Linked DNA regions of Homo sapiens: all the other regions are linked to region 1. The links are chromatin loops, found by intact Hi-C in ENCODE. Cell type or tissue: mammary epithelial cell. All regions are shown on one strand. Each heading gives the region's core, and the rest is flanking DNA. Links, peaks and the distances in the headings are about the cores only.

Evidence for each region. A loop is a pair of places that touch in the nucleus more often than their neighbours do. Peaks named below come from ENCODE experiments on the same cell type or tissue, not always from the same donor. Only the 100,000 strongest peaks of a DNase experiment are listed, where the experiment ranks them.
Region 2: it touches region 1 in a loop (3-fold over the local background); 2 of 110 quality-filtered maps call a loop at or near these places.
Region 3: it touches region 1 in a loop (8-fold over the local background); 2 of 110 quality-filtered maps call a loop at or near these places.

What each region holds. Positions count from the first base shown.
Region 1 is chr1:103,456,139-103,467,458 of GRCh38, forward strand. The region is part of intron 1 of RNPC3-DT (RNPC3 divergent transcript); the gene reads right to left. Among named protein-coding and RNA genes, the nearest start is that of RNPC3-DT, 64 kb to the right of the region's middle. In mammary epithelial cell, for the core only: a CTCF peak has its summit at 5,250 (motif pointing left); no DNase peak of the experiment used is centred there; H3K27ac peaks cover 739 bases.
Region 2 is chr1:103,395,867-103,407,186 of GRCh38, forward strand. No RefSeq gene overlaps it. Among named protein-coding and RNA genes, the nearest start is that of RNPC3-DT, 120 kb to the right of the region's middle. In mammary epithelial cell, for the core only: a CTCF peak has its summit at 5,753 (motif pointing right); no DNase peak of the experiment used is centred there; H3K27me3 peaks cover 166 bases.
Region 3 is chr1:103,509,812-103,521,131 of GRCh38, forward strand. All of the region lies in intron 1 of RNPC3-DT (RNPC3 divergent transcript), which reads right to left. Among named protein-coding and RNA genes, the nearest start is that of RNPC3-DT, 10 kb to the right of the region's middle. In mammary epithelial cell, for the core only: a CTCF peak has its summit at 5,307; a DNase peak (open chromatin) is centred at 7,070; H3K27ac peaks cover 887 bases.

The sequences.
Region 1 (11,320 bases), core at 1,563-9,562:
TCTCCATACATGGGGAGGGGACATGGCTGGAGACAGGGGAAGAGAAGGACAGTATAAAGCTTGACAAGTCTGTAAGCTCCACTAGGGAAACTAGTTGTCTTAATTCTAGAACCTCAAGCTTATGTATTTGTTGTATTGTTAATCATCAAACACAACCCAGGCATTGGGAAAACAAAGTATTTAAGAGCCCTTTTCAAATAACATATCGACATCTAAATACCCTTCTTCTGTTTCTTGTCCTCTCTCCAACCCAGGAAATTTTTCTTGGTGGATTTGAAAAAACTGGCTTTGATTGATAATAAGTTTAAGTATTAGAAAGTGACTTTTTCCTTCTATCATTTATTGTGTATACGTGTGTGTTTCCAATTATTTACATCTTTGCTTTTGAAACTTTAAAGTCTATACTTTAATTTTATTGTTGTTTTACTGTTTCACCTCTTTTCTTTTCTTTTTTTTTTTTTTTTTTTTTGAAATAGAGTCTCCCTCTGTTGCCCAGGCTGGAGTGCAGTGGCACGATCTCGGCTCACTGCCACCTCTGGTTCCCAGGTTCAAGCGATTCTCCTGGCTCAGCCTCTTGAGCAGCTGGGATTACAGGTGTGCACCACCACACCTGGCTAATGTTTCATCTCTTTTCTAGGACATAAGCTCAGAAAACCCTGCTTCCTTCCTGCTAGAACTCGGGTTAGTACTAGTGGATATTGGGGGTAGGGTAAAGAATACCATGTAGTAACCAAAAGAGGAAAAATGTATCAAAATGTTATACTGCTACAAAAAGATTAGGTAATTGTGTTTCTTAGAGAAGGCCTATATAATTCAATAATAGTTTCATAAATAGATTTGTATTTGCCTTTAAGGAAAAAATAAGTGTTTTCTGAGTCTTCAGTAATATACATCTAAAATCAGTCTTCAAGTTAGGACTAAGCTAAATACTGGGTGCAACAACATTCTTGGAACAATTATCAGGATCGTTGGAAAGACTAAAAAAGGAATGATATAGTCACTTGCAGGAAGGTGTGTCTAATAAGCTTTGCCTATTTTATTAATAATAAATATCACAATTGGAACATTCTTTGGTTTTTTCATACATGAAACAGAGTACTAAAACCCACAGTGTACCTTAATCACAGAGAGATCTGATCAAATAAAAGTTTCAAAAATAGCTGTGAATTTATTCTCAAAAGTTTAAGCTATGAAATACACCTGAGATTAACTGTAATTACAATAATCAATATGCTCAAATTCTTTCAAATTGGATATAGTCTATGTTTTTATAAAGAATTCCCTAAATTATCTTAGTATTTTAAATCTTTAAATCACTGAATTAAAATATAATTAGACCAAACTCAAATATATTAGAAGAGATGCAAGGTAAAATTATCATATTAGGTTGTATATGATATTTATTATATATGCGTGAGTTTTGTGTATCTATTTGGTATTTTAATCTTGCATCTCTTTCAAAATTATTATATATATATTTATATATGTATTTATATATTCACACACATATACATTAGTAGATGTTTATTTTATAGATTCTAATATCATGCCCTAATTAAACTTCTGTATTGCTCTTCTAGAACATGTAATATGAAGTAAAACTCAATTTCAGTGGTTCTGTACTCTGCTCTTTAGAAAATCTAGAAAAAAGAGTTGCAATGTAAGTCGAAGACAGAACATTGAAATTGATTCATATTTCACAGGGATCTGCAGAACTGTGGGTCTAGATTGCAGCTCTTAGCCACTAGCCAGCTTTGCCTGTATTTCCATGATAGGCTCTGTCTTCACTTTTTAAAATACTAACAGGCTTCTTGTGGGTGGGATCAAATGACTGCCCCTCTCCCTTCACCTGTGAAATTTCAGAGCCTATTTGAAAAGGGCCATTGTTTCCCAGGAATGCCAGTCCTAGTCCAGGAAAGAAAGTCTTCATTTCAACAGGAATTTGGAGCCTGCCTGAGAAGGGCCAGCCAGTTACTTGGTGAAAACTGTGGCAATTCATTCAAGTTCTGAACAGTTACTATCCTGGCCTTACTTGCTTACTTTCAACTCTTAAGCTTTATGACTAATATGTTTTTTCCCTTAAATTATAAATGGGTGTGTGTGTGTGCGCGCGTGTGTGTTTGTGTGTGTGTGTGTGTGTGCGTATCTGTGCTTGCATGTCACAGCAGAGAGAAGTAAGTGCGTATGAAGTGCGGCGTGTGCACAAGCAGTGAGCTGATGAAGAAAAACCTCTCTCCCCAAACAGTGAGCTGCTGCCATGAGCAGGACACATAGGTTCCTCTGTTCCAACTTCTGCCCCTACATTTACAGCACTAGAGTGCATTTATGTGAATAGGCTCATATGTTTAACAAGCATTTTGAAATAGGTTCCCAATAAAATATATTTGTACAAGAATACAAAACAAAGATACAGTACTTGTATTCAAGACCTGGACAGAAGGCCCCTGTCTGAAACACATTAAAAAATAATTTCTAAAGTAAAATTAGGACTAGAAGCCAAAAGAATACATTGCTTTAGGAAGAAAAAAAGAAAAAATCACCTTGATACAGAGTCAAATCTTTCTTGTTTGAGTCTACATGTACTAGCAGTTTTACTATCTAAAGTTCTTACTGTTTAGAGTTCTCTCACATTTTCTGCAAAATGACTTGGAAATTCTCCAAGATTTGTTTATTATACTAATAAGATATTTAAACTCACAGAATCCTTATTAAGAAAATCTACCTTTGCCCCTCAACAATTTCAAATCATCACCCGAACATTCAAACTAACATGTAAAAATAAAAACCAAAAAATAAAAAATAAAAATGAAACAATGATAATGTCAATGAACTTGAAAGCAAAGCATTTCCACTTAATGTGTGTTTATTAACAGAGAAAGAAATAGTGACGCCAATACAGCTTCAGAATAGGATTTTGGAAATATTTTTTCAAGGCAAGGACAAGCAGCCCTGAATATGAAATGACATTATTACTAAATTCAACATCTAAAGATTTTGGAAAGCTTTTTTTATGATTCTGATATGTCACACATTTAATCTCTCATTTAAGAATAAAACACCATTAATTTGTGGTGAACTACCAAAGAATAATTTTCCAAAAAGAATAGTCAAAAATTAGAAAATAGAGTAAAACAGAGGTTAATCAACTCAAACGATGACTTTTTTCTTCTCTTTTCCTTCATCAGATGTTTCCTGTGATCCTGTGCAAAACCTGATGTTGTGACATTAGTAGTCGTTGGACTTGAGGATACATGGTGCACAAAAGGAAGCTTGTCCTTTTGGGACCTGGTTTTGAATCAGTTTCAGACGACAGAAAAATACGCTTTTGTGGCTGCTAAAGTTCAGGAATGAATTCTGGCAGTCTTACCCAATTCCCTAAAGCAGAGTCCACATTACCAACATCTAATTGGCAGGCTTTGCTTGTAACTCCCACTAGGGCCAGGGTAATGAATGGATTTAGTGAAGGTGTCCTGAGTCATCTGTACAGTGGCTGGTCTGGGCACTAAGGCTTTTCCTTATAACCTCCCCAGACATGTCACTCAAGGAGAAGAGAGAGAGGCTTATGTGCACACATAATGGGGACAAGACACAGCAGTTTTATTAAATTGTAGTCCCAAAGAGAATTGTTCTCCTTATTTGATCTAGAAAAGTAAAGAAGTCTTAGGAAAAAAAAACATATTCTTGTTGAATCACTTTATTCTTTAATTTCCATTTTATAAACTTTTATATTTGGCTTGAATATTCAACTATGGTTGAATGGGACTTCATCCAGGCCTACTCCAGATTATTCTTTAGGCAGGCAGGGAAGAAATTTGGACCATTTCTGTCTAGAAAAGCATCTAAGGGTTTACTTTTATTACTAAGTAACTTTTATTCCCTATGTCTGAGAGAGAGAGAAAGAGTTTGGTTACTCCTAGTTTCATACATACCAATAGCATTAAATGTTTAATGTTGATTCATCATTATTATGTTAATTTTAAAAATCATTTATGCCAAATAGTTTGAATGTAGTATTACATCTCCTCTTCAGTAAAGTTCCACCAGTCTCCCAAATCCAGCAATCAAGATTGGACATTGACAACTTCAGTGCCAATAATAGGGCCTCTCTCAAATTAGGAGCATAGGAGAGAGGTTGAGAACAAGAAGAAAATGGCAATCATGGAAAATTTAAAAAGTGATTTGTTGATGTTAAAGAAAACACTCTCACTTTCTACCAAGAGAATTTTGATGAAGTAGTATTGCTTATTTTCTTAACAAGCATTTTTAACACTGATTCCTCTTGAACTCATGTATGAGAGACACTGCTCTCTGAAAGTCACAGGGAATTGTATCTTTAGAGTATTTTCAAGCATTGCTATGTTCTTAAGCCCCCTTCATTTCCCAGAAGCAAAAATCAACACATATATGACACTCCAATTTTTTTAATGAATAAAAAGATAAAATAAAGTCTAAGGAACAAAATCCACATTGAAAAGTTAGGTGCTTTGAACTTTCTCATCACCTTACCAGTGTTTCCGCACGGGCAGTCTAAAAGACAACTCAGCAATGTCTGAATGGAACTGCAAACAATGGCTCCTTCACAAGTTGGTCTTTAATTGATTACGGCTGTGTTTATGGAAGCAGAAGAGAATTTACACAAAATGACAGATTCCCTTCATTCTGAGGGCGTTTTACTGGCATTCATGGTAAGGATGGTTTTTCTATTGAACAGTCTTCCTCTCTTTCCCTACCTATATCCACCTGGTTGCCATCTAACTGAAAAGGCTATAAGTTGATTACTTTATATCACTTTTTATTAGTGTTTTCTGCTCAGTTTTTTTTTTTTTTTAATGGGTAAAATTCACACTTCCTAGGATACATCTCAAGTTCAGAGAATTCAAACAAGGTCTGGTTTCCCTTTGCTTGTCATAGATTCTTATATTAAATACTAGAGAAGATAATTAAATAGAAAAGTATTAAAACTCAATTCAGTAGGGTCTGTCTTCTGTCAATTTGCTTAAGGAACTATGGAAATTGGAAGTTTAGGAAATCATATGATTTGGCTAATTTATTCAGGTAGTAATATCTACTTTAATCATTTAACTATCTAAAAATATAATTTTAAAGCTGTGTTACATTTTATGATGTCTTAGTGCCAGGTAGTGTTATAATCTTTCTACTAATTTGGAGCAGACAGAAATTAAAATTTAGCTATTTAACCTGTAATTGCAAAAAGCTTTTCATTTGTCTGTTAATAGTGACCTCTACAGGTCAATCATAACAATAGCATAGAATCCCTAGGTAGCTGCTCTAGACTCAAGATTTATTTAGTGAACAGTGGTATAATTGTACTATTAAACTTAAAATATCTTAGACCCTCAGTGCCAAACTATATTTTAAATTTTTAAGCTCAAGACAAGAATGTAATTGTCTTATATACATTTGTGGAGTCTAATTTCAAAACAAACTAATACTTGACAAGGTCTTAGCTGATTTAGTCAAAGAGAATTAATAAATTTTGAAGAAATAGCTTAGAAGCAGAAAACCCCAAAGTGTATGTAATGTTAATCTTTTTATAATGTAAAATTAAGAAGACAACATTATATTATAGATTCTTTTTCTGAAAAGTATGTGAATATGGAAAGTTGACATAAAAAAATGAATCTATCTTACCTCAGAGCTTTGACAGTATGTTTTTTCTTATTCACCAAGGAATTACTTTTAAAACAATACTACAAATGAGTAATTGTGGAACATTTGCATTTATAAGACTACATTGTACACTATTGTTTTCTTAATATGTGACTAATGCATGGTTTTTAAATGACAATGTACTTCGATAAGTCCACACAAGTTAAAGTATCCTGGTTTGAAATACTAAATTTGATAAGTTTACACAAATAAACTGAGAAACATTTCAATATTGCTACATGTAATTAAATTATATATTGGACTTTTATTCTAAAACTTTCTTTTACTCAAGTCAGCTAAAAAAATATTCAATTAAATAACTAAGCTTTCTAGTTTTGATGTTATTTTTCTCTAGTTAAACTGGATGTTCTAATGAACCGCTGAAAACTATAAATTCATACATCACATTGTTCTGACTCCAAACTCTTATTCTTTCATCTACTTCCTGTATTTTTGACTTCACTGAGCCATCATGTTCACTGAAATCTCTATATTTTTCCTAGCCATGGCACTCTCTTGTTAATACCTTACATTCCTTGACTCTATTCTATTTGTGCCACTAGGCTAGCAGAACTCCAACCCTCAATGTCTGCTTTTCTACCTTGGTAGGCCTATTCTCAGAAGGAGGAACTTGACAATATGAGAATATGATTAAGAAATACAAGTATTTCCCAGTAAAATGAGGCAGAATCTCTTGAAAATAACAAGATATGATTGAAATATCTTTGGCTTTCTGAAGTTAATTTTAGTCAATATTAAATGAATTTTTGCTCTCCCATTTACTTGCTAAGACTCCCTCTAAGCCTCAATTTCCTCTTGTGTAAAATGAGCATAAAAATATCTATATCATAGAAAAATTAGTATGAGTGGATGCTTAATATTTGAAAAGCACTTGGAATAGTGCTTGGCACAGAGCTTTATATGTGTTAAAGAAACTGATTCTACTAAAATTCACACAACAGTAATGAGTCAGAATTTTGAAAAATCTTGGAAGTACTCATTCTGTCTCATGTCTTTAAAAATGTTCTGCTTCTAATCTTGCCATTAAAAATGGAAACCTATTTTTATGCATGCCACATACATTTCACTAATTATGTTATTAACTCTGTAGTGCATTTTTCAATAGAATACTGAAAATGATATTTACTATATTTTTATTTTAAAATTATGCATAATCACCTCACATCCATTAGAATGGCTACTATTAAAACTAACAAAGAAAATAAAAAAAAAAAAAACAAGTGTTGGCAAGCATGTAGAGAAATTGGAACTCTTGTGCATTCTGGTAGGAATGTAAAATTGTGCTGTGGCTATAGAAAATAGTGCGGAGATTCCTCAAAAAATTAAAAATAGAATTACCACATGATCCAGCAATCCTACTTCTGGGCACACGTCTAAAAGAATTAAATGCAAAATATCAAAGATATATTTGCATATTGTGTTTTTTTATAGCAGTACTATTCACAATAGCCAAGAGGTGGAAGCAATCCAAATATCCACTGATAGATAAGTAAATAAAAAATGCAATATTTACACACACACACACACAATGAGATATTATTCAGCTATAGAAAGGAAGGAAATCCTGTTACATACATGGAATGTATGTAACACATGGAATAACCTTGAGGACATTATACTAAGTGAAATAAGCTAGTTACAAAAACACAAATAATATATGATTCTAGTTATATGAAGTATCTAAAGTAATCCAATTTATAGATAAAGAAAGTAGAATGGTGGTTGCCAGCAGCTACAGGGAAAGGGAAGTGGGGAGTAGTTAATGGATATAGAGTTCCAATTATGCAAAATAATGATGTTCTGGAGATCTGTTGCACCACAGTGAGAATATACTTAGCACCTCTGAACTGTGCACTTAAAAATGGTTAAGATGGTACATTTCTGTATGTTTTTTTACCAATATTAAAATTTTAAAAATTATGCAATATTTTAAGCATAAAGGAAATTTTCCAAAATAATATATTAAGCATCCCTGCGCGCATCACATACATAAATACTACGAACTTAAGATTAGAGAAGTACTTCCTGGATCTTCTTGCCTGAATGTCATGAAGATCTGTATTCTGAATATAAGAACCTGTTATAAAAAAGGGTTTGGAGGGAGAGAGCAGATATATAAATATATAAATAATCTGATAAGGCTCAATTTAGCAGTAGATATAAGGTAGTCTAGATGATGAAAAGATGTTCTGAATTCAGATATTTTGTAGAATGCATTCAGGTACATTGCAGAAGTGATAAAATTTTGTTTAATGATGTCACTTTTTCTGTCCCCCAAACTCTCACCAAAAATGCCTAATTCTTTAGAATAAGTTCCATGAGAACAAAGCAAAAAGAATATCTGTAGGAAAATATTAAAGGTAGCTTCACTTTATTTCAAAATCTCATGGCAGATTGCATACCTAATCCATCTATTTATCAATCTGACCAATTCTGACCTGGGATGATTGAAATACACACAGTAACACATTTAATTTATTTTTTAAATAAAGGTAGACTTATAGACAAACAGTAGGCAGAATCTGGTTGATTTGTTAGACAATGAAGATTGTGCTAATTAAATTAATGTTATTTTTCATATATTTAAAAAATAATTCAAAAATATTTAAGGAGTTTGATAAAATAAAAATATTTTTATAGAATATTAAATTAGCAATTATTATTCTGGCTCCTTTTGCTTAATTGTTCCTTCCTCGATTTATCACTTTCCTCTCATATTTTACTATAAGCAGCAAAAAGAAACCAGGACACACTTTCCATACTTTCACAGAAATCTCTTCAGCTAAGTATTCAAGTTCATAACTTACGAGTTAACTTTCCACCCACTGACAGAATATAATTCAGCCAAGTTTTCTGCTACTTTATACCAAAGACTGCCTTTCTTCCTATGTCTAATAACATGTTCTTTATTTCCAGCTGAGCCCTCACCAAAATCTTTTTTAACATCCATATTTTTATCAATAGTCTTTTCAAGACAATCTAGGATTTTTCCATCATTCATTTCAAAAGTCTTCTAGGCTGTACACAGTACTCAATTCCAAAGCCACCTCCACTTTTTTAGCGTTTGTTACAGCAGCCTACTCTATACCCTACTGTCAGTATCAAAATCTGTATTAGTTTCTTAGAGTTGCCAAAATAAAATGGTTCTGAACAAGGATTTTCAAGGGACTCTGGACAACCTAGTACAGTAGGCATTAAATTGCCAAGGCATTTTTCATGTTATTAAAGTGGATTTTTTAAAAAATGAAGTGTTTATAATACACAATGACAATTACATACTTTTGCAACTTATTAAACTTTCAGCTTATAATAAAAAGTTTAGAAGTCAACTTAGAATATGTGTGGTACATAATTTTTCAAAATTATTTGGAGTTGCAGCACTTAGAATAAATACAATTATATAGTGCAAAAGCTTCTTTTTTTTGGAAACTCGAGGAGGTTTTAATAAAATTACCATATGATACAGGACTTTAATATACCATTTTAGGATTCAGAACAAGTCAAAGGTACACAAGCATATATAAATATGAAAAGTTTTAGAATAATTAATGGGAAAATTAAGATGTATGTTTGTGACACGAAACTCTTAAAGTGTAACAAATTTTCCATATGATATTGATTGGTATTCAGTAGTTTGACCACACTGAGATTTGTCTGTCATCAATATGATCCAATACACTTGAATGAAATAGAATGGGGATAGAAAAAGTCTAAAATAGTAAAAGGTGAAAGATTTATATGACTTGAAGAGAAACCAGAAACATATGAAAAAATGCTCAGCATCACTAATGATCAGGGAGATGCAAATCAAAACCACAAGGTGATACCACCTTAATCCTGCAAGAAGAGCCATAATCAAAATTCAAAAAATAATAGATGATGGCGTGATGCAGTGGACAGGGAACACTTCTATACTGCTGGTAGGAAGTACAGCCACTATGGATAGCAGTGTGGACAGTCCTTAAAGAACTAAAAGTAGAACTACCATTTGATCCAGCAATCCCACTACTGGATATCTACCCAGAGGACAGTAAGTCGTTATCTGAAAAAGATACTTGCGCACACATGTTTATAGCAGCACAATTTGCAATTGCAAAAATGTGGAACCAACCCAAATGCCCATCAATCAACAAGTAGATAAATAAACTAGTATATATATATATATATATATATATATATATATATATATATATGATGAAATAATACTCAGCCATAAAAAGGAATGAACTAATGGCATTCACAGCAACCTGGATGAGATTGGAGACTATTATTTTAAGTGAAGTAACTCAGGAATGGAAAACATCGTATGTTCTCACTCATAAGTGACAGCTAAGCTATGAGGGTACAAAAGCATAAGAATGACACAATGGACTTTGGGGGCTCAGGGGAAAAGGGTGGAAAGCAGGTGAGGGATAAAAGACTACAAATTGGATTTAGTGTATACTGCTCAGGTATTGTGTGCACCAAAATCTCACAAATTACCACTAAAGAAATTACACATATAACCAAACACCACCTGTTCCCCAATAACCTATGGAAATACAAAAAGAAAGAAAAAAAAGAAAAAGTCTAAAATAGATTTTATTCACGATGTAATGAAGTACAACTTACCTACTGTAACCAGTTTTATTTTTCTATATCCATACCTTGCAAGGGATATATGTTTCTTGTAGCTATGGAAGCATTCAGAGCTTTTCATAAAGTTTGATTTGACCCAACTGTCTTATAAGAACATCTTCTGTTAAGGAGATATTGTTACTGCTGCTAAAGCAGCAATCCCCAACCTTTTTTGACACCAGGAACCAGTTTAGTGGAAGACCATTTTTCCATGAACCAAGTGTAGGGGGATGGTTTTGGGATGATTCAAGCACATTACGTTTATTGTGTACTTTATTTCTATTATTATATTGTAATATGTAATGAAATAATTATACAACTCACTATAATATAGAATCAGTGGGATTCCTGAGCTTCTTTTCTTGCAACTAGATGGTCCCATCTGGGGGTGATAGAAGACAGTGACAGATCATCAGAGCATCAGGCATTAGATTCTCATAAGGAGTGGGCAACCTAGATCCCTCGCATGCACAATTCACTTTCTTTTTTTTTTTTTCAGACAGAGTCTCACTCTGTTGCCCAGGCTGGAGTACAGTGGTGCAATCTCAGCTCACTGCAACCTCTGCCTCCCAAGTTCAAGCCATTCTCCTGCCTCAGTCTCCCAAGTAGCTGGGACTACAGGCTCACATCACCAGACTGGTGATTTTTTTTTATTTTTAGTAGAGATGGGGTTTTGCCATGTTGACCAGCCTGGTCTCCAAATCCTGGCCTCAAGTGTTCCATCTGCCCCGGCCTTCCAAAGTGCTGGGATTACAGGTGCAAGCCACCATGGCCAGCCTGCACAGTTTACAATAGGGTTCACACTCTTATGAGAATCTAATGCCATCACTGATCTGACAGAAAGTGGACTTCAAGTGGTAATGTGAGCTATGGGGAGCGGCTGTATATACAGATGAAGTTTTACCCACTCACCCACCACTCACTCACCTCCTGCTGTATGGCCCAGTTCACAACAGGCCACAGACTGCTACTGGTCTGTGGCTTGGGGGTTGGGGACCCCGTGCTAATGGAA
Region 2 (11,320 bases), core at 1,940-9,939, 60 kb before region 1:
ATTATGTGTCTTGGGGATGATCTTCTCACAGAGTATCTTACTGGGGTTGTCTACATTTTCTGAGTTTGAATGTTGGCCTGTCTAGCAAGGTAGGGCAAGTTCTACAGAGTGATATCCTGAAATATGTTTTCCAAATTGGTACTCTTCTCCTCAGCTCTTTCAGGTACACCAATCAGTTGTAAATTTAAGATTTTACATAATCCCATATTTCTTGGAGGTTTTGTTCATTCCTTTTTATTCTTTTTTCTCTATTCTTATCTGCCTGTCTTATTTCAGAAAGACAGTCTTCATGCTCTGAGATTCCACTGTTTGATCTATTCTGCTATTAATACTTGCAATTGCATTATGAAATTCTTGTATTGTGTTTTGCAGCTCTATCAGGTTGATTATGTTCTTCTCTATCCTAGCTCTTTTGTCAGCTTCAGCAATGTTTTATCATGATTTTTATCTTCCTTGCAGTAAGTTAGAATGTGCTTCTGTAGCTCAGTGAAGATCATCTTTATCCATATTCTGAGGTCTAGTGTTATTTCAGCCATGTCAGCCTTAGTCTCATTCCAAACCCTTGCTGGAGAGAGATGTGGTCATTTGGAGGAGAGAGGGAACTCTGGCTTTTTGAGTTTTCCATGTTCTTTGTGCTGATTCTTTCTCATTTTTGTGGGCTTATCTACCTTCAATCTTTGAGGTTGCTGACCTTTAGATTGAGTGTTTTTTGTTTGTTTGTTTGTTTTTTTCAGTCTGGCCACTTTTCTGTAGTGCTGGCGCAGTTTTCCAGGCATCTTCTTGAGTCCTGAGTCACCTCAGATTTTCTAGTACCTGAAGGTGTCATCAGTAAAAGCTGTGAAACAGCAAAGATGACTGCCTGCCCCTTCCTCTGGGAGTTCCATCCCAGGTGAATACAGAGCTGTTGCTAGCCTGAATGCACCTACAGGAGGGAGGAGGCTTGAGACCCTGGTTGGGATGTCTCACCCAGCCAAGTGGAACAGAATCAGGTACCTACTTAAATAAGTAGTTTAGCCTGCTTTTGTAGAGCAGCTGAGCTGTGCTGTGCTGTGCTGTGCTGAGGTGCTGTTTCTACGCCTCTTTGGTTTGGGCTTTCTAAAGCCTGGAGGCTGGAACTGCTAAGTTGCCAAAACAGCAAAGATGGCAGTCCACCCCTCCCTTTAGTAACTCAGTCCCAGAAAGTTTTCAAATCTCTGTCAGCCAAAGAACATCAATGGGAGTGGCTGGAGGCCTTGGTTCAGAAGTACTGCCCAGTGATGAGGAACAGATCAGGGAACTGCTTAAGGAAGCAGTCTTTCCATGCTTTCATAGAGAAGTTGTGCCATGCTGGCATACCACTTCCATCCCCAGATGGTCTGGACTCTCCTAAGCCAAGAGTCTGAAATGGCTAAGTTTTCCAAACAGTAAAGATGGTGGCCCGCCCCTCCTGAAATATTTTTAAAAGCCCCAGCATCATATTAAGAGAATTATGACCTAGTGGGATTTATTCCAGAAGTACACAGATGAATCAATATTGAACATGGTGATAACTCCAAGAAAAAATATCCTATGATGGCTGTCTCCATAGATGCTAATGTAGCATTTCATAAAATTCAACAATCTTTTGGATTTTTAAAAAATCACACAATAATTTAGTCATAGATAAATACTTCCTTAACATAAGAATTGTATATTTTTCCTTCAAATCCAGCATCATGCTTAATAGAAAATACTAAAAGCAATGCCACTAAAATAAAAAGAAAACTCAGGATCTCAGTGATAACATCTTTAGCTAATAGTGTAACTGTGATATTTTGTGCATATATATTCATAAATGTATGATTTAATTATAAATAGAAGCCTTTAGCAAAAGAAATGTTCCTTCATCTAGTTTAACGCTTTGGGGTCTGAATTTTATTTGTTTTATATTAAGATCACCACTCCTACTTTTTCTTTTAAATGTGTATTTTCATCATTTATTTTTGTTAGTCACTAAAATTATCCTGCTTAACATTCCCTTTTTGTGTCAGCCATAAACCAAAGCCACTGTAAGTATCATAGCAGTAAAAGGGTTAATTTAGCAATTAATTAGAAATTACACAAATGTTAGAGGAGCTAGAAAAGTGAAGTTCTGGAAATGGGGAATTGGAGGTTCAGAGAAATAGGCACCTACCACACTGCCTAAAGTACAGGCATGGGTGTGATGTCTGAATTTGTCAGAACATCCAAGAAGCCATGCACATCTGTCTACAAACATAGTCTGCACTGGGGATGTTTATAGAGTGACTAGAGAAAATGGCCTCCTGTGTGGGCTCTGCAGCCTCTGCCTGTGCATAACCATGGCCCTGATGGTGAACACTAAGTCAGTGTTGGTCAGCAGCTCAGATGTTCAGGAGATACATTGACTCAAAGCAGGAGGAGGACAAGAATAGCTGAGGTCTACCAGGTAAGCTGCATTTGACCATTACCATGTCTGACCACCACGGTCTTCCGAAAGAAATGTCCTTGGCTTCCCTTCCACCCTCCAGACCTTGCAGGAATTCCTGCCTTTGACCACTTCTAACCAGGCACCACAGAATGAAGAGGAATCTGGGAAACAGTTTCCAGACTTAGATAGTAGCAGTAATATCAGTTTGACAACAGATAATTCAGTATTCCTTCATGTGATTTAGTATGCTTATTTATATACTACATAATTAAAATTTTAGAATGACTTTGACTCACAGATATTTCAAATATGGCAATCAACAAACTTACTCTATTTTCCATGTTCTTCCTCTATTCTTCTCCTACTTTGTAAATGGTTGACATTTTCCCATTGTTAGGGCTTATTAAATTTATATTTGGTTTGTCCTCATCTCCACATTCCCTCTAGTCTTGGTTCTTAATAAGATATAGAGAGGAGGAAGGAATAAACCAGTCAGGCATGCAGTAAGTAAACCTCTTTCAAAATAAGAACACCCTAAAAATCAAGCTGCAGCTCCAGATAAGAAAGAGCCCACATCCTTGAATGGAAATGCCTACTCTCTGAACCTAGATGAACAAATTCCACTCCTTTTTTGGACACATTTCCCTCTCCTGTGCACCTTTGTCTCATTTCATGTGCTTCCTCCCAACTGGTCCTTACCTTCCACCTATTTTATGTATACCTATCTTTCTGTGATTGGCCACAGGATGAATCTTCATTTGCAAAAAGTGTAATGTCACTCCAGCCCCTGAATGATTGGGGGCCAAGCCTTCATCTCTGCCTTCAATTGGTTCTTTTCACTATTGTGTCTCTTTCTGAGTGGTGCTTTCTTCAAAACAGCCCACAGACCAGTGAGCACATTCCTACCCCTTCCCAGTCCATAAAGACCCCAAACGTAGCCCCACAGCCAGCAACTCTCTTTCAGGTCCCCTCTCTTTGCTGAGACCTTTTCTGTCATTTAATAAATCTGACTCTGCCTTACTCTTTTGTGTCCATGTGCCTTATTCTTCTTGACCATGGGACAAGAACCTGGAGCTCACTGGTGGCAGGAGTAAAAGAGTTGTAATACTTCCTCCCTCTCACCAAACAACAACAGGAGTGCAAAAGTTGGAACAATGTGTTCCAAGTTCATTACTTTTACATTGCTTTCCAGTTGCCCCTTGTTTGATTAAGGTTCATCAGTCAACAGTTTGCTCAATAAGCACTTATGGGAGCAATAACTCCTGAATAAATTATATATTCAAAACAATTTATCTGTTGAATTTTCACTTGAAGTATAACTTGGCTGAACAGATAATTATTGGCTTACACATTTCACCCTGCCTATCATATAGGTATCACTCTATTGTCCTGTGTTGCTGAATACTGCTCAAGAAAAACATGAGTTTGGATCAATTTGTTTTATTCTCTTTTACCTGACTTGATATTAGGCCTACCTTTGAAAAGCATTCTTTTTATTTTTAAGAATCAATAACTTTATTAAGATGTACCTCAGTATTGACCATTGTGGTTTAAGTTGCCCTGGCCTATGGTATGCCTTTTGAATAATATGAAACCAAGCCTTATTTTATTTCAGGAATGTTTGCTTTAATTATATGTTTCTATATTCTGTTCTATTATTCTAGCTTTCTTCTTGCTTAACTCCAATTATGTGTATTTTATTTCCTTTACTTTTCTTCAGTATCTAACCATTCCCTTGACATTTTTTGAACTCCTCCGTATTTCCATGTTATTTTGGTAACTTTTCTCATTCTGTACTCCAGGTCTCTTCCTCTGTTATCCTCAATGTATACATTGCCTTGTGCTTCTTCCAATTTTTTCTTCATTTCTGTGATATTTTTTGTTTCTTCTACTTTTTTCCTGTGTTCTGTCAACATACATTTCATTATCTCCTGTTTCCTTACCATATTTTCCCTAAAATCTTGTGTTTTCACTTTTAGGCCTTTCCTCATAGAAGTAATTATTTTATTATTTGATTTTTCTAACTTTTTAGTTCATGATTAAATTTTTGGTTAGAAATTTCTCCCGTCCCTTTTCATTTTGTGAGTTGTTCTTTGAGGAAGTCTTTCCCATTATATTTCTTATAGTATTTTTTGTGTCAATGTTGGGCTAACTTTTACTTCCAACTATGGAATAAAATAGATTTTTCTTGTCTAGATATTGTAAGATTTTCCTTTAAGAAGTACAATTTCACCAATATTTTCTAAGATATGTCACCATTCATCCATTTTTCTCCTCTGTATATTTATTTTATTCATTTTGCCCCATTTGTCATTTCAGGTTCTGTTTTGTCCTCTCCAGATCCCATGGTCCCTTGTTCATATTGGCCTTCCCTGAGATCTGCTGCTCCTGGGTCACTTTGCTCTTTCACTTCTGTGTGGCTTATTGTATTCGTCCATTTTCATGCTTCTGATAAAGATAGACCCAAGTCTGGGAAGAAAAAGAGGTTTAATGAATTTACATTTCCACATGGCTGGGGAGGCCTCACAATCATGGCAGAAGGCAATGAGGAGCAAGTCACATCTTACATGGATAGCGGCAGGCAAAAAGAGAGCTTGTGCAGGGAAACTCCTCTTTTTAAAACAATCAGATCTCACAAGACTTATTCACTATCATGAGAAAAGCACAAGAAAGACCCACCGTCATGATTAAATGATTCAATTACTTCCCACTGGGTCACTCCCATGACACATGAGAATTGTCGGAGTTGAAATTCAAGATAAGATTTGGGTGGGGGCACAGCCAATCCATATCATTCCACTCTGGCCTCTCCCAAATCTTATGTCCTCACATTTCAAAACCAATCATGCCTTTCCAACAGTCCCCCAAAGCCTTAACTCATTTTAGTATTAACCCAAAAGTCCACAGCAAAGTCTCATCTGAGAAAAAGCAAGTCCCTTCTACTGATGAGCCTGTAAAATTAAAAAACAGTTAGTTATTTCCTAGATAAAACAGGGGTGCAGGCATTGGGTAAATACAGTCACTCCAAAAGAGATAAATTGGCCAAAACAAAGGGGCTACAGGCCCCTGCAAGTCCAAAATCCAGCAGCACAATCAAATCTTAAACTCCAAAATGACCTCCTTTGACTCCATGTCTCACATCTGGGTCATGCTGATGCAAGAGGTGGGTTCCCATGGTCTTGGGCAGCTCCACCTCTGTGGCTTTGCAGGGTACAGACTCCCTCCCAGCTTCTTTCATGGGCTGGTGTTGAGTGTCTGTGACTTTTCTAGGTACACGGTGCAAACTGTAGGTGGATCTACCATTCTGGGCTCTGGAGGATGGTGGCCCTCTTCTCACAGCTCCACTAGGTGGTGCCACAGTAGTGATTCTGTGTGGGAGCCCTGACACCACATTTCCCTTCTGCACTGCCCTAGCAGAAGTTCTCCATGTAAGCCCCAACCCTGCAGCAAACTTCTGCCTGGACATCCAGACATTTCTGTACATCCTTTGAAATCTAGGTGGAGGTTCCCAAACCTTAATTCTTGACTTCTGTGCACCTGCAGGCTTAACACCACATGGAAACTGCCAATGTTTGGGGCTTGCAGCCTTTGAAGCCACAGCCTGAGCTATACTTTGACTTCTTTTAGTCATGACTGGAGCAGCTGGGATGCAGGGTATGAAGTCCCCAGACTGCACACAGCATGGGGACTCTAGGCCCGGCCCCTGAAACCATTTTTTTCTCCTAGGCCTCTGGGCCTGTAATGAGAGGGGCTGCCATAAAGACCTCTGACATGCTCTGGAGACATTTTCCCCATTGTCTTGGGGATTGACATTTGGCTCTTCATTACTTATGCAAATTTCTTCAGCTAGCTTGAATTTCTCCTCTGAAAATGAGATTTTTTTTTCTATCACATTGTCAGGCTGCAAATTTTCCAAACTTTTGTGCTCTGTTTTCCTTTTAAAACTGAATGCCTTTAACAGCACCCAAGTCACATCTTGAATGCTTTGCTGCTTAGAAGTGTCTTCCACAAGATACCCTATATCATCTCTCTCAAGTTTAAAGTTCCAAATTTCTGGGGCAGAGGTAAAATGCCGCCAGTCTCTTTGCTAAAACATAACAAGTGTCATCTTTTTTCCAGTTCCCAACAAGTTCCTCAACTCCATCTGAGACCACCTAGCCTGGACCTTATTGTTAATATCACTATTAACATTTTGGTCAAAGCCATTCAACAATTCTCTAAGAAGTTCTAAACTTTCTTACATTTTCTGTCTACTTTTGAACACTCCAAACTGTTCCAACCTCTGCTGTTGTGGGAAGTCAGGAACTCCAAATGGAAGAACCGGCTGAAGCCATGGCAGAAGAATGTGAATTGTGAAGATTTCATGGACATTTATTAGTTCCCCACTTTAATACTTTTATAATTTCTTATGCCTGTCTTTACTGCAACCTCTGAACATAAATTGTGAAGGTTTCATTGACACTTATCACTTCCCCAATCAATACCCTTGTGATTTCCTATGCCTGTCTTTACTTTAATCTCTTAATCCTGTCATTTTCATAAACTGAGGAGGTTGTATGTCACCTCAGGACCCTGTGATGATTGTGTTAACTGCACAAATTGTTTGTAGAGCATATGTGTTTGAGCAATATGAAATCTGGACACCTTGAAAAAAGAACAGGATAACAGCAATGTTCAGGGAACAAGAAAGATAACCTTAAACTCTGACCACTGGTGAGCCGGGTGGAACAGAGCCATATTTCTCTTCTTTCAAAAGCAAATGGGAGAAATATCACTGAATTCTTTTTCTCAGCAAGGAGCATCCTTGAGAAAGAGAATGCATCCCTGAGGGTGGGCCTCTAAAATGGCCCCCTTGGGTGTGGCTGTCTTTTATGGTCGAGCTGTAGGGATGAAATAAGCCTCAGTCTCTCATAGTGCTCCCAGGCTTATTAGGATGAGGAAATTCCCACCTAATAAATTTTGGTCAGACTGGTTGTCTGCTCTCAAACCCTGTGTCCTGATAAGATGTTATCAATGACAATGCATGCTGAAACTTCATTAGCAATTTTAATTTTGCCCCAGTCCTGTCATCCTGTGAACTCGCCCTGCCTCCATTTGCCTTGTGATATTCTACCACCTTGTGAAGCACGTGATCTCTGTGACCCCCACGCTATTCGTACACTCCCTCCCCTTTTGAAAATCACTAATAAAAACTTGCTGGTTTTACGGCTCAGGGGGCATCATGGAACCTACCGACATGTGATGTCTCCCCTGGATGCCCAGCTTTAAAATTTCTGTCTTTTGTACTCTGTCCCTTTATTTCTGAAACCAGCTGATGCTTAGCGAAAATAGAAAAGAACCTACATGAAATTGGGGGAAGGTTCCCCTGATACTCTGCCTGTTACCCAGTCCCAAAGTCGCTTCCACATTTTTGGGAATTTTTTTAGCAACACCCCACTCTACTGGTACCAATTTGCTGTATTAGTCCATTTTCACACTGCTGATAAAGACATATTCCAGACTGGGAAGAAAAAGAGGTTTAATGGACTTACAGTTCCACATGGCTGGGGAGGCCTCACAATCATGGCAGAGGCAAGGAGGAGCAAGTCATGTCTTACATGAATGGTGGCAGGCAAAAACAGAGAGCTTGTGCAGGGGAACTCCTCTTTCTAAAACCATCAGATAGGGTGAGACTTACTCACTATCATGAGAACAGCATAAGAAAGACCCACCCCCGTGATTCAATTACTTCCCATTGGGTCCCTCCCATGACATGTGGGATTTGTGGGAATTGTAATTCAAGATGAGATTTGGGTAAGGACACAGCCAAACCATATAACTCATACTATTTTTCAATTCATTCATTTTCTCTGCCAATTTTATTTGCCTTTAGCAGCCTTTGCACTTTAAAAATCTATGGGATATATTTGTTTTCTAGTTTCAATAGAAAAGGGAAGCAGTGTTTTTTTTTTTAACTTGCCTTGTTGTTTCTATAACACACATAGTAGGAAAATGGAAAACATTTACTAGAAGTGAATAATTCTGTTTTTACCTTTGAAAAGCAATAGTTTCAAAATAATCTGGCTTTATGTTCAGCAGCCAATTACATAATTTCCTTGCATACCATATGCTCCTTTCATTTCCAGAGTAGTTTCTTTCCTATTTTCTTCCTGATATATATCTTAGAAATCATCTTTTGTTCCACTGATTGGATTCTCCCTTCAGAGACACTGATTATATTTTACTGGTTTATCTCTTTTTGACATCTTTACCTTTTCAAGCTGAATGCACTGCATTGATCTCAGCTCTTCCTTTCATATCAGTATTTTAATTTGTATTGCTACTGATTTCTGTGCATTGCTATTTTTAATGGATGTATTTGGGCAATAATAATGTGTTTGCAGGCTCAATTTATTGTCTGGTGTATAATGGATGTTGTGGTGCACCACACACAGAGATGCTAATCTGCCATGAGTGTTAGCTGCTAGTGGCTCACAGCTTAGTTTTTGTCTGAGGATTGCCCTGGATCAAAAGGAGCTTCCTCAACCAAAGTTTCATGCCTTCCCTCCAAAGGAACAGATCATATTAAATGACGGGCCTATGGGAGCCACACACAAGCCTGGCCTCCTTGCCACAATTCAAGACAACAACAGTTACTCCAATCCCAGAACACCCCATGGGATTGCCCTAGGTCCCTGTCACAGCTTAACTTCTCCCTCTGCCCTACCTTGCTTCCCCCATTACCTAATATGCATTGCTCTGAGTGTACTTGTGGCAGATTAAAGATGGCCACACATTCTTTGACACTCCTCCCACCCAGGGGTCGGATCTAAGTTTCTTCCCCTTTAACTTGGGCTAACCTATGACTACTTCGATGAGCAGACTGCAGTGGAAGGAACAATATAACAGTTTAGAGCTAATCTTTAAGAGGAGTTAGAACCTTAGGAATTCCTGGAATTATATGGAAAGAGAGAAGAGTCCAGATGAGTGTGACTTTCTAGTAAGCTCTCCCAACACATGAGATGTGTGAGTGATCTGCAGATCAGTCCAGCTGCCAAGAGAATATAACCCCAAGTGACCACAGTCAACTGCACATGGAATAAAATAATCACTTAGCCAAGCCGTACCTATATTCTGACCTACATGATTGTGGGATATAATAAAGCAGTTTTTTTAAGCCCACGTTTTTTTGTTATGCAGCAATAGATAACTCAAACCGCATTTCTCACACTTAATCTACATTTCAGCGCCCGTATTTTAATAAATTAATTGATATGACAATTTATAAGGCAACCAATATGAGAAGTAATTCTAGGAAGCCGACCCAAAAATGGGTTTGCCAATGGTTTGTGTCACCATTGGCAGGTTAGCAATTAGGACATCATTATTTGTTGCTACATGGAAAATTAATGGCTCCTGTTATACTATGTCATTGCCATTGATGAAACCTCAACTAGAGGTGAATTGGGATCAAATACTAGAGGAAGGGAATGCACTGGCAGATTCAGTGTCTTGAGTGTTTGAGAGATGCAGACATAATAGTAACTACTAGGACTGCAGATTCAGATGGGTATTGCTGAGTGACACTGATGCATTAGTGAAAGACAATAAAAGGCTTAAAGTGATTAATCACTAGTAGAATTGAGGGCCTTCTTGGCATCATATAAATAGTCTCTTATTTCCTATAGTTGGAATGCAGACAAATGTTGTGAGTGAGGCTTAGATTTTAATTCTAAGGATGGCAAAGTTGAAGAGAAGTTTGCATGGCTAGGGCGTTACGCTATGTTCAGGTCCCTGACTGGACAAAGTGGAACACTGAGATTTGACTGAACCAGCTGGGTTGACACTGTTGAATACATTGAATCTCCAGATTCTTCTGAAACCTCCTGAAGAAGTAGTTCATTCCTTCCAGTTAAAGGCTAGTGTCATCCTTATCAAAGATGGTATAGAAACACCGGAGCATGTGTCCCCAACTTCCCTTTTACCCACCAGATCAAAAATTTTGGCTAAGACAGACAGCCAAGAAAGTGCTGCACCTGCCAAGGGTAGAAGAGAATAAACCAATGTATACAGTGCATCCAAAGGTACTGGATCAAGGACAATAGAAAGTTGAATAAAACATAGCTTAATAAAATACGAACAATTTTCTGCGATACATGATAATCACCCTGGCAAGAATGGTGCTAACACACTGCTTAGATCGGGGTGCCCAACCCCCTGGGCCATGGACTCATACCAGTCCCTGGCCTGTTAGGAACAGAGACACACAGCAGGAGGTGAGCAGAAGGCAAATGAGCATTACCACCTGAGCTCCACCTCCTGCCACATCAGCGGAGGCATTAAATTCTCATAGGAGTGTGAACCCTATTGTGAATTGGACATGTGAGGGATCTCTCTTGGGCACTCCTTATGAGAATCTAACTAATGCCTCATTATCTCAGGTGAAATAGTTCCATCCCGAAACCATCCCCCACCCCGTCCATGAAAAAATTGTCTTCCCCAAAACCAGTTCCTGGTGCCAAAAAGTTTGGGAACCGCTGCTCAGATGACCCTTGGAAGCCTGGAGAAAGTGACAGTCCACAGTAAAAGTGATGCAGAAATGCTGGAACTACTGTGGTAGATTGTAAAAGAAGGGATCAAAAAGCTAGAAGTGGGCATGTGATAGTTAATGAAATGCATGTGGTCAGAATTACTAAAATGATAAAAGTGCAAAGCTCAGTGGTAGCTGTTATCTACAACCAGGCTTGTTAAATATTTGGAATCCTGTTAACAACAGAAAGGAGAGAACCCTGAAATAGTAGAGTCCAGGTGGTATTGACTAAAATTTAGAAGCATGATAAGCATATTCAGTATAAAGAGCAGGAAAGTTTGAATGTAAGCCAGATGTTCTTAGAGATGAGATATGTAGATGGGCAGCCAAGAAGGATACTGCTA
Region 3 (11,320 bases), core at 2,045-10,044, 54 kb after region 1:
CTGTCATCTAGGTTTTAAACCCCACATGCATTAGGTATTTGTCCTAATGCTCTTCCTCCCTTGCCTCCCACCCCTCGACAGGCCCCAGTGTGTCATGTTCCCCTCCCTGTGTCCATGTGTTCTCATTGTTCAACTCCCACTTATGAGTGAGAACATGCAGTGTTTGGTTTTCTATACCTGTTAGTTTGCTGAGAATGATGGTTTTCAGCTTGAATCATGTTCCCACAAAGGACATGAACTCATTATTTTTTATGGCTACATAGTATCCCATGGTGTATATGTGCCACATTTTCTTTATCCAGTCTATCATTGATGGGCATTTGGGTTGGTTCCAAGTCTTTGCTATTGTAAATAGTGCTGCAATAAGCATACATGTACATGTGTCCTTATAGTAGAATGATTTACAATCCTTGGGTTATATACCCAGCAATGGGATTGCTAGGTCAAATGGTATTTCTGGTTCTATATCCTTGAGGAATTGCCACACTGTCTTAATGATTGAACTAGTTTACACTCACAACAACAGTGTAAACGTGTTCCTATTTCTCCACATCGTCGCCAGCATCTGTTGTTTCCTGACTTTTTAATGATCACCATTCTAACTGGTGTGAGATGGTATCTCATTGTAGTTTTGATTTGCATTTCTCTAATGACCAGTGATGATGAGTTTCTTTTCATAGTTTCTTGGCCACATAAATGTCTTCTTTTGAGAAGTGTCTGTTCATATCATTCACCCACTTTTTGATGGTTTTTTTTTTTTTTCTTGTAAATTTAAGTTCCTTGTAGATTCTAGATATTAGACTTTTGTTAGGTGGATAGATCGTGAAATTTTCTTCCCATTCTGTAGGTTGCCTGTTCACTCTGATTATAGTTTCTTTTGTTGTGCAGAAGCTCGTTAGTGTAATTAGATCCTATTTGTCAATTTTAGCTTTTGTTGCCATTGCTTTTGGTGTTTTAGTCATGAAGTCTTTGCCCATGCCTATGTCCTGAATGGTATAGCCTAGGTTTTCCTCTAGGGCTTTTATGTTTTCAGGTTTTACCTTTAAGTCTTTAATCCAACTTGAGTTAATTTTTGTATAAGATGTAAAGAAGGGGTCCAGTTTCTGTTTTCTGCATATGGCTAGCCAGTTTTCCCAGCACCATTTATTAAACAGGGAATCCTTTCTCCATTGCTTGTTTTTGTCAGGTTTGCTGAAGATCAGATGGTTGTAGATGTGTGGTGTTATTTCTGAGGCCTCTGTTCTGTTCCATTGGTGTATATATCTATTTTGGTACCAGTACCATGCTGTTTTGGTAACTGTGGCCTTGTAACATAGTTTGAAGTCAGGTAGCATGATGCCTACAGCTTTGTAGCACAGGGATCAATGCAATAAGAATAGCTAACTATTCTAAAAATATATGCACCCAATACAAGAGTACCCAGATTCATAAAATAAGTTCTTAGAGACCTACAAAGAGACTTAGACTCCCGCACAATAATAGTTGGAGAGTTTAACATTACACTGTCAATATTAGGCAGATCAAGACAGAATATTGACAAGGATATTCAGGGCTGAACTCAGCTCTGGACCAATGGGCCTAATAGGCATCTACAGAGTTCTCCATTCCAGATCAACAGAATATACATTCTTCTCAGCACAACATAGCACTTATTCTAAAATTGACCTATAATTGAAAGTAAAACACTCCTCAGCAAATGCAAAATAATAGGAATCATAACAGTCTCTCAGACCACAGTGCAATCAAATTAGAACTCAGGATTAAGAAATTCACTCAAAATCGCACAACTACATGGAAAGTGAACAACCTGCTCCTGAATGACTACTGGGTAAATAACAAAATGAAGGCAAAAATAAAGAAGTTCTTTGAAACCAATGAGAACAAAGAGACAACATACCAGAATCTCTGGGACACAGCTAAAGCAGCGTTAAGAGGGAAATTTATAGCACTAAATGCCCACATCAGAAAATGGGAAGGATCTAAAATCAATGCCCTAACATCACAATTAAAGGAACTAGAGAAGCAAGAGCATACACATACAAAAGCTAGAAGAAAACAAGTAATAACTAAGATCAGAGCAGAACTGAAGGAGATAGAGACACAAAAACCCTTCAAAAAAATCATTGAATCCAGGAGTTGGTTTCTTGAAAAGATTAACAAAATAGACCGCTAGCAAGACTAATAAAGAAGAAAAGACAGAAGGATAAAATAGACACAATAAAAAATGATAAAGGAGATACCACCACTGATCCCACAGAAATACAAACTACAATCAGAGAATACCGTAAACACCTCTATGCAAATAAAACTAGAAAGTCTAGAAGAAATGGATAAATTCCTGGACAAATACACCCTCCCAAGACTAAACCAGGAAGAAGTCAAATCCCTGAATAGACCAATAACAGCTTCTGAAATTGATGCAGTAACGAATAGCCTACCAACCAAAAAATCCCAGGACCAGACAGATTCACAGTCAAATTCTACCAGAGGTACAAAGAGGAGCTGGTACCATTCCTTCTGAAACTATTCCAAACAATAGTAAAAGAGGGACCCCTCCCTAACCCATTTTATGAGGCCAGCATCATCCTGATATCAAAACCTGACAGAGACACAACAAAAAAAGAAAATTTCAGGACAATATTCATGATGAACATGGATGCGAAAATCCTCAATAAAATACTGGCAGACCGAATCCAGCAGCACATCAAAAACTTATCCACCACAATCAAGTTGGCTTCATCCCTGGGATTGAAGCCTGGTTCAACATATGCAAATCAATAAACGTAATCCATCACATAAACAGAACCAATGACAAAAAACACATGATTATCTCAATAGATGCAGAAAAGGCCTTTGATAAAAGTCAACACTGTATCATGCTAAAAACTCTCAATAAACCAGGTATTGATGGAACATATCTCAAAATAGTAAGAGCTATTTATGACAAACCCATAGCCAATATCATACTGAATGAACAAAAGCCAGAATCATTCGCTTTGAAAACCGGCACAAGGCTAGGATGCCCTCTCTCACCACTCCTATTCAACATCGTATTGGAAGTTCTGTCCAGGGCAATCAGGAAACAGAAAGAAATAAAGAGTATTCAAATAGGAAGAGAGGAAGTCAAATTGTCTCTGTTTGCAGACGACAAAATTATATATTTAGAAAACCTCATCGTTGGCTGGGCGCCGTAGCTCACGCCTGTAATCCCAGCACTTTCGGAGGCTTAGGTAGGTAGATCACGAGGTCAGGAGATCGAGACCATCCTGGCTAATATGGTGAAACCCCGTCTCTACTAAAAACACAAAAAATTAGCCAGGCATGGTGGCACGTGCCTGTAGTCCCAGCTACTCAGAAGACTGAGGCAGGAAAATCGCTTGAACCTGGGAGGTGGAGGTTGCAGTGAGCCGAGATCATGCCACTGCACTCCAGCCTGGGCAACAGAGCAAGATTCTGTCAAAAAAAAAAAAAAAAAAAAAAAAAAAAACTCAGCCTAAAACCTCCTTAAGCTGATAAGCAACTTCAGCAAAGTCTCAGGATACAAAATCAATGTGAAAAAATCACAAGCATTCCTATACAACAATAATAGACAAGCAGAGGGCCAAATCATGAGTGAACACCCATTCCTAATTACTACAAAGAGAATACAATACCTGGGAATACAACTTACAAGGGACATGAAGGACCTGTTCAAGGAGAAATACAAACCACTGCTCAAGGAAATAAGAGAGGACACAAACAAATGGAAAATAATTCCATGTTCCTGGATAGGAAGAGTCAATATAGTGAAAATGGCCATACTGCCCAAAGTAATTTATAGATTCAATGCTATTCCCATCAAGCTACCATTGACTTTCTTCACAGAATTAGAAAAAAAACCACTTAAATTTCATATGGAACCAAAAAAAGGGCCCGCACAGCCAAGATAGTCATTTTTCATAATAAGAAGACATACTAAAGTATGAATGTTTGTATTCTGCCCAAAATTCTTATGTTGAAATCTTACCTCCCAAGGTGATAGATAATATTGGGAGATGTGGCCTTTGGTGTGGTGATTAAGTCATGAGTGGATTAATGGTCTTATGAAAGAGGCCCTAGAGAGCTGCCTTGACCCTCCTACCATGTGATGACATAGTGAGAAGGCATCATCTTTGAATCAGGAAATGGTGGAACTCAGCAGACACTGAGTCTGCTTGTGCCTCAATCTTGGACTTCTAAGGCTCCAGAACTGTGAGAAATAAATTTCTGTTGTTTATTAGCTACTAGTTCATGGTATTTTGTTATACCAGTCCAAATGGACTAAGACAAGAGGAAAAGAGGGAAAAAGTATTTTAGCAGTTGTAAGAAAAGTAACCACATTTCTTTCTTTTAACCTATAATATGACGCATCAAGGCACAGAAAAAAAGGATATCAAAAAATAGTTAATTTTTAGGTCTATTTTATTCAGTAGCTAACTTCCTAAAAGAAAATAATGATTCTTTCTAAATATTGCTGTACTAAAAACAATCAGCACCATATTAAAGGTACTATTATTTATATTTGTTTACATGCCCACAATTTTAATGTATTTTGGTAAATTTAACTTGCCAAAGCATATATATACATTTAACCAATTCTAAGAAATTTATATTTATGAAGATAATTGTAATAATTCAATAAGATGATCATTTACAGATTGATTATCTAATTTGTAGGTTCCTTAACACTCTTTTTTGTTCCTTTACACCAGGAGCCTTTTGATAATTTTGCTAAACATAGGTGAAGCTGGACAGGTACAATAGCATTGAGCCTAACAGTTTCTTTTTCCAAGATGGTACATTGAGAGTTTAAAATAATCAAAAGGGACATATACTTCACATTGATATAGGGTGGCTAGTAATCAGAAAAAAAGACAAAGTTCTTGCTCAAAAAGGGTAGCTTATGTCTTAGACAAAATCAAAACATATTTGGAACCAGCAGGTAAAAGGTATGATTTTGAAAGACTTGGGAAACATCTGTTGATAAAGAATACATTAAGAGACCTTTTTAAACATTGCTTTTTAAATAGAAACGTGTGAATATACTAACAAAGGGTCAATGGCATGACAGTAATGCTAAAATGCATCACTATACAAAAGAGCTCCCCAGGAAGGTAGAGTACCTAATGAAATGAAAAAAAGAATAAAATATGGAAAATTATTATTGATAAGTAAATGTTTATCATCCTACCAGTCTACAAAAACACATACATGACATTTTCCCCTATTTAGGGCTACTCTTCAGTTTCTGGTCTTAAAACATTTTGCCTTGGCTGGGACAAACTTGCCATCTAGTGACAATGACTGGTAATTACAGAATATGAAAATAGGCCCAGTGCACTCAAACATACATGCATGCATGATCTCAAAACTGAAACCAGCTTTTTATAAAAAAGTTCAAAGAATATTTATAGAGTACACATTACAAACTGTGGCTTGAAGATAAAGTGATGGATAAAAATTAATATGGCTCCCAAAAGTTGAACGAAGAAGACAGATATTATTCAAATAATCACCAATTAAATGTTAAAATAACAAATATAACAACTTCTACAGCACTCTGTGCCACATTAATTAATGTAATACTCATAAGCCTATGAGATATACATATCATTATCTCTATTATATATTTGAACATTGAAAAAGACAGATTAAGTAACTTCTCCTAGGTCACATAACAGAGCAGGTATATAAATCTCAGATATTTTGCCTCTCAAGTCTATGATTTAGCCACTTCTGAATATAAAACTAAAAGTGTAATAGTGTGGCAAACACAAGCAAGGTAAATACATGATTGGAAAACTTTCATTCATTCATTTATTCATCTGTTTATTCACTCATTCAACAACTACTTATTGCATACCTATAACGTGCCAGGTACTACTTTTGGCAGGTGAACAAAGTAGCAAACATGACAAAAACTCTTACCTCATAGAGCTTCTAACAAACAAATGCACGTGCACACACACACACACATTAGTATATATTTTGGGGCTGTTATTTTACAAGAAATTAATAAGGCAAGGTTAAGTTATTAGTGTTGGTTAGGTGAGGAGAAATGCTATTTCCAGAGATGGCATGAAAGTCCTCTCTGAGGAAAGCACATCTGAATAAAAACTGAGTAAACATGAGGGATATGAGCATCTGGAAGAGGAATGTTAGAGAGATAAAGGACATTTGAAAAGATTCGGTTTTTTATTTTATACCCCCACTCCCACTGCTGCAAGAATGACTAATGGGGGGTGCTCATGAAGCAGAGAAGTAGGACATAAGATGATAGAAGTACCAAGAAGGGCTTTATATGACAAGAGAAAGACTGTAGGTCTTATTCCAACTGTGATGGGAAGCCAATAAAAGGTTGCAAACAGGAAAGTAATCTGATGTAATTTATGTTTTTAAAAATCACATGAGTTAGTGTGAGGAAAATACACTGTAGAGTGCCTAGAATAGAAGCGAGGAAACTAATCAAGAGGCTATTGGAACATTCCAGGTAAGAGAAAATGATGAAGACATATGATGAAATCTAAAAGTCAACCAAATCACATTTTCCAATAATTATAATAAAAGGGAAATTGTATGTGTCATAACAAGCCAAAGAGTTTTCTGAAAATCAAATGAAAGGTCACATTTAGATGAGAATCAAGAAAATCATTAGGGGTGTGGCCTATGCAGCATATTTGAGTATAGAAAGACAAAAATATGTGGGTGTCTTTAAGAAAGTATAGTTTAGCTTCCATGTAGCATAAGGTGAATGTAAGGGTGAAACATAAAGAGTCAACTAAATGGAGGGACTTAAAGGATTCCGGAGATAAAAATTAGGCTCTGCTTTATTTTATTTCTTTTCTCTACTTTCTTAAGCAGCTTTCAGCCCTATAACAACTCAGTTACATACTGGTTTTCATCTACTGTGATATATGTCTTTTTAATACCTTTGAGAGTGTTGGGCACAGAAAATGTTATTCAGGCATGACTAATAAATTGCTCAAAGACCACCAGACTATGACACATCTATGGTCTGACAAAGGTAAGTTTATCATTTTGCAGCAGTAAAAAAAGACTACACAATTGATGGGGCATTTTGCCAAAACAGATGAAGGAAGAGCCAGCATTCTGATTCATTTAAGAGTAAGGTGGGGTTTAAATAAAATTTAAATGAACAGTTCTTTGATAGGCTGAAAGAATAGCCTGGCTGTATTAGCATAAAGCCTGGACTAAGAAGTGGGTATAGGGTTCTGTTTCCTTGAAATCTACAAAGTTAAGATGACTGTGGAATCTTGTATCTGAAAAACATTATCTGAAGCTTTGCACCTGGGTGGAAAATTGAGGCTGCTTCTCTGTGTCAAAGTACCCACATAGCTTAGCTCTTCAGGCAATAGTGGGGTGTTCCTGTCTCACTAACATAATTTCAAAAAGCAAAATTTCTGACAGTTTGTAATTTTTACAGAACAAAGTTTTTCAATGCTGTCACTGGAGTTAATTGACAAAAGAAATCATTTCATACTTTTACACCACTATAGCTTTTAGTATATTTTATTAAAGTTTAATTTTAATACCTTGGTTTTGATATGAGTCAGGAGCATCCCTCTCTTGTGACTGAATAAGGGGGAGATCAGAGGTACTTAGAGAGTTAAGTGAGGGAAAAATTGTCATTTTGTTCAGGCCACTTGTAAGTTAGTCCTAAGAAGTTTGAGATTTCCTGGAAAATAATTGACATCTAGACCAGCAAATCACTGTAGGTGGTAGCTGGACTCTATGTGTATAGGGCCATACCCAAGAGGTTTATCTGTTGGGGTGAATGACTCAGAGGGGTTAGAGGCAGGAACTGAAGAAGAATCGTAAGAGGTCAACCAGCAAGTATATTACTGATATCATGAGACTATATGGCATAAATGCTGCAGGGCCCTCAAAAGGACAACTAAGGTGACCCATATATTTGGTTGCCTGCCTTGATAGGACATCAACAGCAAAGAGAGAACTACTTTTCCCAGTGGATTCTAAAGCAGAAAGAAAAAGAGATGAAGAAAATGAAAGAAAAGACTACGTCACCTTCCCCACCATAGGTTCCCTGAGCTTAGAGAAGGGTGTATATTTAGAAGTGAGATTAGTATTAAAAACTGAACTGAAAGTGAATCTTAATTATAAATAATAGATTGTTTTTAAAATCAAAATAAATAGGAATGCTAAGGGTGACTGCAGAGAAGGGAGATCCAATAAAGCATGTTGAAATTGTAAAATAGTTTGTTTTGTTTTCTGATTTTCTTTTGGTAGCCCCATTAGGTCCAGCTAATTCAACCTTTCAGCATCTGTATGTAGATGCTTTTATTTCTATAAGATAGATTTGAAAAGCAGAATTACTGGATCAAAAAGTATGGTAACATTTATCCAAATAAATATGAAGATTTACTTTTCTAAATGCCTGTGACAAACATTTGCCCTCATGCACACACCTACATTAAATTTTATAGCTATGTATAATGTTTTCCAGTTTGAGAACTGAGAATTGGTATATTCTTGTGGGGTCTAATTGGCATTCCCATTACCAATAGTAAGGTTAAACACCTTTCCATATGTTAATGGGCCATTCAGGTTTCCTTTTTGTAAAATCACCTGTTTATATTCTTTAAACACATTTTTCTATTAATTTGTCTTTCTTTTTCCAATTTTTTGGTACCAGCTGTATTTTCTGACGTTTTTACGTAAGAGAAGATAATCTAGCATTGTCACATTACAGAAAAACAACTACTTATGACAGTACCATTTATCAGGTGAAACATTTTCTCTAGGCATCTTCTGAAATGTTTAGTACATTTTAATTTTTTGATTGACTAATGTATTAGTCTGTTTTCATGCTGCTGATAAAGACATACCTGATACTGGGAAGAAAAAGAGGTTTAATGGACTTACAGTTCCACATAGCTGGGGAGGCTCCACAATCATAGTGGAAAGCAAGGAGCAGGTCACATCTTACATGAATAGCAGTAGCCAAAGCGAGAGTGCTAGTGCAGGGAAACTTTTTTAAAAACCATCAGATCTCATGAGACTTATTCACTATCACAAGAACAGCATGGGAAAGACTCGCCTCCATGATTCCTTTACCTCCCACCGGGTTCCTCTCACAAAATGTGGGAATTGTGGGAGTTACAATTCAAGATGAGATTTGGGTGAGGACACAGACAAACCATATCAACTAATACTTAAATGTATAGGTTTATATTAAGAAAAATAGCCTTCCAGGTTGCATACATTAAAAAAAATGTGCCATCCAAATGGATTCCAAATTGTAAATGGAGTTAAGAAAGTATTTTAGAACAGGAATATTTTTCGGGTGCTATTTCCCTATCTTCTCTAGATTCCATCCCAGAACAGAAGACATAAGCAAGCTATACCCCATAAGAAAAGGCTAATTACCCCTGCAATAGCCAAAAGTTCACATAAATCCTGCCTCTGTTCATTTGTTATTTAAAGGCAGAGACTAAGTCTACAAATAACTATGTGTGAGATCCACACATAATCTAATCTATCAATAAATAACAAAAATAATATTGACATTTTAACTTTCTGATCATTTTGCATAGAAATCTTTAGACAGGTTTCCTAAAGTCATCATGCAAACCACTGAATATGTAATCCCTGGTTGTCAGCAGTGTTTTTTATTTTCTTGATAATAACATTAATTTATTCACTGATAAATGTTTTAAAACATATGTCAAATATTCACTAATATATATTTTAACATTCAATGATCATTAATCTATTTGTAAGGTACTATGTTAATGCTTGGAAGATATACAGACGAATATAGAAATTCCTGTCTTCAAGGAGCTTATTAGTAATAATGAAATTATGTACATAATTATTTATAATAAAATATATTTATGATAATTTTATAACAGAGGTGAAAAGTTCTACAATAACAAATGGGATGAAGACATGAATTCTACCTTGGGAAAAAAGAAAAGACTTTGATGATGTTTGTTTTAAGTTACTAAGTAATTGGATGGCTTATTACACAGTGACAACCAAAACACTGAAAAATCTAGTGTTCAGGTTTTTTGTTGTTGTTGTTGTTATTGTTGTTTTTGTTTCCTTTGCCAGTATGGGAAGAGAATAGAGGAGGCAGAGATGGTGTTGACTGACAATGAAGAATTTAATGAGAAAGTCATATGTAAGCATCTGAAGAAAGTCAGGGAGCTAAGCATGCAGATATCTGTAGGAACAGCATCCCTGAAAGAGAGAATGGTAAAGGCAAAGGTCTTAGTTATGGGTCTGAAGTGTTCAAGCACAGCCAGAAGGTCAGTGTATTTATAGCAGAGGGAAAGAAGAGGGGAAGAATAGATGAAGTCATAAAAATAATATACTGGAGGAGTTAGATCATGTAAATTCTCACAGATCAAAATAACTTCAGCATTTACTCTAAGTGAGGGGGAAAGCTACTGCAGAGTTTTGAAGATTTAACAGAATCACTCTAGCTGCTGTGATAAAAATATATTGAAGAAGCAATATATTTTTAATCATGTTAAAATGGACTTTTCATGGTAAAAACTAGTCCTAAGCTATCAATACCTTTAAGAGAAAAAAGTTATTTACTACTTATGCAAAGTTTGGTGGGAGGGAAGTTATTCTGTAGGGGAGCTGTCATTGATGTGGTGAGTTGGTACTCTAGGCTATGTTTAGCTTGAGGTTCTATCACCTCAATATGTGGCCTACATGATCACTGTTTTCATACCCAATCTTCCATGCAATACTCTGGAATTGACACATGTTGCTTTCATTAACACCCCATCTACCAAAATGAATCACATAGTCCCAACTAACAACAAGAGAGTTGGGAAATGGAAAGGAATATATGAAATAATTGTTGAGTCTTACTGTGTCGTCCAGACAGAAAGGGCAAAAGTAGGAGACTAGCCATGAGGCTATGACAATATTCCAGATAGATCATGGCTGCTTGGACAAGGATGGTAGAAACAGTGGGAACAGTGAAAAATAGTCAAATTTTGAATATAATTTGAAGGTAAGATAAAGGGAATTTGCTGAATGTCAAGGCATGAGATATAAAAGATATAAAGGAGTCACAGGTAACTGAGATGGGAAAAACTGAAAGAAAAGTTTTGAATACTATCAAGAGCTCAGTTTTAGGCCTGTTAGTTTTGAGATGCTTATTACACAACATTGAGAAAATGTCAAGTAAGCAGTTCAATATATGGATTGGGAGTTTAGAGAAGAGGTTCAGGCTGAAGATATGATTTGGTAGTCATCAATGTGTGGTTCTTAAAGCCATAAAACTGAATGAGATGACTTG